2 separate regions of the Mus musculus genome follow, and region 2 is linked to region 1. A link is a loop called in an ENCODE intact Hi-C map of the cell type or tissue named here. Cell type or tissue: left cerebral cortex. All regions are shown on one strand. Region 1 overlaps Trak1 (trafficking protein, kinesin binding 1). Region 2 overlaps Ulk4 (unc-51-like kinase 4).

Region 1 (2,500 bases):
ACCACCACAGAAGTGACGGTCCATCGGTACAGACTAGCTGGTCAGGGATGGCCTGAGCTTTTGGACCTTCCTAGGAATGCGGTAACATTAAAGGTGGTGGCCATAGTGAAAATGGTAAAACCAAAGGAGAGGAGGAGCCTGGGGCCCTAAGGAATCAGGGTCTTACCAGCTCTTTCGGCAAAGCCTCTTTCTGAGCGTGTGTGTGTGTGTGTGTGTGTGTGTGTGTGTGTGTGCACATGTATGTGAGTGTGTGTGTGTGTGTGTGTGTGTGTGTGTGCACGCATGCGCATGTACATGTGTGCACATGGCTATAGGGGCTGTGTGTGTGCATACGCGTGCACATGTGTGCACACGGCTATGGAGGCTAGAGGTCCCACCTTGGGTGTCTTTCTCGTTTGTTCCCCTTGTTTTCTGAGAGAGTCTCTCCCCTTTTCTTGGCTCCCACAGGTTAGGCTCAGCTGGCTGCCAGCAATCCCTGGAGGTCTGCTTGTCTCTGTCCTAAGTGCTAGGATTACAGGCAGAGAATAACACCCCTGGATTTTTTTTTTAAATGTGATTCCAGGTCTTCATCCTTGCTCAGGCATCTCCCGGCCCTCAAGTTCTTTAATTCAGAGAAAAATTAGTGGTATCAGGTGAAGCTGTTGTCCAAAACAGACAAACTTCATCTTTTCCTTATAGCTGTTAAGTGACTAGATGTGAACTGATGTTTCCCTAGCCCAGAACAAATTAGGACAAGCATTTGTGAGTCACTTTGCTGACCCCAGCCTCTTCTTGGGCTTCACAGGGATAATGTGGGGCTTAAGGTCAAGTTTACCATTTGCAAATCACGTACGTTCTGTGCAGAATCATTCAGACCTGATACCCGTGGCATGGCTCCAAGCATGTCAGAAAGCTTGGGCAGGGCAGGGACAGGACATAGCTCAGTTGGCAGTGCAGCCTAACATGCTGGAAGCCCTGGGCTCAATCCCCAGCACCGCAAACAGAGTGCAGCACCAATAGATAAGGTCTGTCCCAGGGAACGCAGGCAAGGAACATGAGATTAACTTGACTCTGGTCACACCCTCCACTACAAGGCCAATTTCCAGGATAGTCTCCAGTGCTCAGAATGGCCAGGGAGCAAAGCCAAGAAGAGGTGAATAAAGAAGGTTTCCCACAATCTACACAGCTACAATAACAGACCCCTCTGGGAGATGGAAACACAGGGTGTGGGGGAATAGGGCAGCTGCTGTAGTGCTCTATATGTCCACTAGGTGGTGGTACAACACCACACTCCCAGCCTCACGGGTCCTCCTGCCAATCACAGGCCTAGGAAGGACATGAGCCCAGAAACTTCCAAGACTGCTACATGGCATGCATGCTCTTGTTCTTCTACGTGCACGAACACCGAAGAGCAAAAAAAAAAAAAACTGCCTGCTGTCAGGCTCCTCTCAGATCTCACTCTGCCCCGTGCCCTCCTTCCACAGCTTGTCATTAGGCCATTGCGCTCTTGGTTCTCCTGTTTCTCTTCCTCTTTGGCCTTCTGTCTTCTTGATCCTCTCTTCCTCCCTCCAGCCCCACACCCACTCCCATGCCCAAGTCCAATCTGCTGGCCATGTTCACTACTTTCTCCCCTGTTCTAGACTCTTCCAGATGCCTACAGCTCTACTCTCCCTCATATCCACAATAAAAACCTCCTCAGCCATCCCTTGGAGGGCCTGTGTCCTCAGTTTATAAGCTAACAGCTGTTAAAGTCGCGCTGAGCCGTGAGATTCAAACCAGAACAGATGCACACAAGGGGGAACAGCCCTGGCATTAGCTGCCTTTCAGGCTCATGTTCCTGGGAGGGGTTGCAGGAAGGGTCCTACCCATGGGGCCTGTCCTTGTCCTTAGAATGGACCCTGGACTGAGGTGGCTCACTTTAAGTGCACAAAGCCCTGAGCTCCTTCCCCAGAACTCCAAAGAGCCTTAGAAATAAAGCCTACCTCCCTCCCTCTGGGAGCTTAGTCTGTCTTGGGCTTTTATAGAAACACCTGGGTCCGTCCAGCTGGGACTGAGCCTGGAGGTGAGAGTTAGGGTGTGGGTCTGGGTGGCTCCCTTAGGATCTGCATTCCTCGGGCATCTCAGGTCCACTGGCCCACTGAAGAAGGTCTTACTTGCTAGAGACTCAAACCATCTCATAGACCCAGATCCCAGACTCCCCATGACTACCCATCCCCGTCCAATTCCTCTACCTATGCACAAGTACAGGTGGTGTGTTCTACCAAGTCCAGCCACTCGTGCAGGCAGTGGCCACCACACACTCCCTACCTCCCAGTTCCTGGTTCTCCTCAGCTGCAGTGGGAATCACACATGGCCTCTGCCAGCCACACAATGACCAGTCCTGAAATCTGGACCTTCATGCCCTTGTCTCCAGCCTCCCCTCTGTTTCTCCCAGGATTCCACATCCAGACCAAGGGTCAGACAGCCTGCTCAGCCTCAGTTTGCAATGGGTCCTGGGGTCGAATTCACCCTAAGGTATCCG
Region 2 (2,500 bases), 130 kb after region 1:
TCTATTTATTTTTTTATTTTATGCATATGAGTACAATGTAGTTCTCCTCAGACACATCAGAAGAGGGCATTGGATCCCATTACAGATGGTTGTGAGCCACCATGTGGTTGCTGGGAACTGAACTCAGGACCTTTGGAAGAGCAGTCAGTGCTCTTAACCCCTGAGCCATCTCTCCAGCCCCCAGTTCTTACTTCTTATTTATGTTTATTTTGCTGGCACACTGGCTGAGGTTCCATGTCTGTCAGTGGTCACCTCCCTGGAGGGAGTCTCACTTACCCCAGCTGTGTAAGTTTCCCTGCTAATTCACCGATTGCTTTGGATGTTGTTCTGAATAAAACTTACATTTTGATGTTTTTCTTTTTTAAATTCTAGTTCCAGTTGCTAATCCAGCACCTGCGGATAGCTCCTAACTGGGATATGTAAGTAACCTTCGTATTTTAAAGCACATTCTTTGTGATTTTGTAGTTATTGCCAGATACCTCATCATAAGCACAGTCCTAAGTCATCCGAAGTGAGCCTGCGGTAACCATGAGACACTCGCAGCCACTGCCTGTTGTCCCAATGTGGAAGGCTGTCCCTTCTCTGGGTGTCTATTGTGAGATCGGCCCACCTTTGGGTTTTTCATCTTGTGCCTGCCTCCGACACCTCTGTCTTCCTCCGGTGGCAGGAGTTTCCCCACGGTATTATGGAAACTGATGGGACAATCATGCACGGTGCTCATGTATGGGAGCTGCAGGCTCTAGGCTCCTCTTGCTGGGGCTTGATCACATGATGGAACTGTTTTCTGGGAGGAGTCTATGTGGGATGCAGAAGTGTAGAGTTGGGATCCCAGGTCAGCCCTACCTCACCCGCAGGGAAATCACGTTCACTGAGCCTCAGTGCTCGCATCTGTAGAATGGGGCTGTGTCCTCACCTACTCAGTAGATCCTTGGCAGACTGTGGGGCCAGAAGAGAGGTCTGGTGCACCATGGTGGGGGGGAGGGGGGAGGGGAGGTGGGGGAGGGATTATCTGTGTCATCTTGGAGACTCAGGATGGAATGCTGAGGTTGACAGAGGTGTGACAGCAGTTTCTCCTCATGGTGAAATACGAGGGCATCCGTGGAGTTTTCGAAAGGCTTTGGAAGGAAGTTTTTCTTGTATCTCAGTGCTGTTCTTGCAGCAGACAGAACTGGGCTGCTGTTTGTCAGATGTCATTTCCTGGTCTGCAGCGCCCCCTGCTGACTTGAAAGTGCTTCTATTCCTTTCTATTTTTTTTTTTTGTCTGCAGGATTTTAATGCTCAGTTTTCACAAACACAATTATCTATCTAATTTTATGACTTACAGTAAAATGTGCTAGCCTCTAAAATGTGTATTATTTAACTGTCTTTTATACTCCTTTTCAATCTTTTAAAATTGATCACTGGGAGTTTTTACACAAGTAACACTCTAATGTATTTACTTGAATTGCATGTCCTAAGAACAAATGAAATCCATGATATTTGGATAATGAATGAAAATCTCAACCAAAATACTTTTCACTGGAGAACAAGGGATCTGCACCAAACACGTGAACTTTGTAGACTTCAGTGTAGGACAGTGTAACAAGGGTATTTGCCCGTATTCCCCAGCCAATCAGCTTCGAAGCTAGCTGTTAAATCATTTTAAACTGAGAGTTATCTGTCATGTTGCTGGCTCATGCTACACCATCTTCAGCCAGGTTCTGAGCACTTGCAAGTTTCTGACTCATGGGTGGAAGTTTGGTCAGAAGCGTCTGGAACGCTGGTCCATGCCTGCAGCGGCTGCTGAGACTGTGTGCACACGGCGATTGCGCTTGTCAGGTGGTCTGCACCCTTCTCGTAGTCACCTTGCGGTAGTAACTCTTCACCAAGCTGTGTCTCTTCAGGGAAGAGTTCTGGACAGCGTCAGCATCTTTTAAGTCAGGGAACTGGGAAAGACCGGCTCTCCTTAGCAAGCTTGTTCTTCCTCGTTCTTGAAGCCTGTTCTTAAAGTTGGGGCCACTCTGGCTTTTGTGGTGGAAGTAGATGCATGAAGACAGCAACATGCCTGTGGTCATGGTGCTGTTCTGGTCTGCCCTCTTCACTCGGCTGGGGCGTGTGCCAGGGCACAGAGTGCCAGGCAGTGGTTAGCGCCAAGACTGACCACAGCACTCAGGCCACTTGGGTTTTTTCTAGCACTGTTTAAAACCCCTTTACTATTTAAATTGAATTAAATTTGCAAAAAAAAGAGTTTTTGTTTTTAATCAGTTAAAAACATTTTACTGAGGTAGTGTCTTACTGTATAGCCCAGGCTGGCTTGGACCTCCTGGCCTTATGCCTTCCTGAGTGTTGGAGTTAGAGGTGTACACCACCCTGCCCACCGCTCTCCGATACTTGTTGTTTTCTTTCAAATGCTGCTTTTAGGTCTTAACGTTTTCCTGTCTCCATTTTCCAAGTTTGCTCTACGTATAGGAAACCAAATTTAGTAAGGCATCGCATGATCTTATGTGTCTTAGTAGGACAG

The links. Hi-C counts contacts between places; a loop is a spot of excess contacts. Peaks named below come from ENCODE experiments on the same cell type or tissue, not always from the same donor. Only the 100,000 strongest peaks of a DNase experiment are listed, where the experiment ranks them.
Region 2: it touches region 1 in a loop (9-fold over the local background); 21 of 42 quality-filtered maps call a loop at or near these places.

The regions. Positions count from the first base shown.
Region 1 is chr9:121,373,498-121,375,997 of GRCm38, reverse strand. The region is part of intron 1 of Trak1 (trafficking protein, kinesin binding 1); the gene reads right to left. Among named protein-coding and RNA genes, the nearest start is that of Trak1, 7.8 kb to the right of the region's middle. In left cerebral cortex, a CTCF peak has its summit at 1,225 (motif pointing right); a DNase peak (open chromatin) is centred at 1,321; H3K27ac peaks cover 1,178 bases.
Region 2 is chr9:121,246,844-121,249,343 of GRCm38, reverse strand. It overlaps Ulk4 (unc-51-like kinase 4), which reads left to right. Exons shown (of 37, transcript NM_177589.3): 16 at 373-419. Among named protein-coding and RNA genes, the nearest start is that of Gm34735, 22 kb to the left of the region's middle. In left cerebral cortex, a CTCF peak has its summit at 1,210 (motif pointing left); a DNase peak (open chromatin) is centred at 1,200.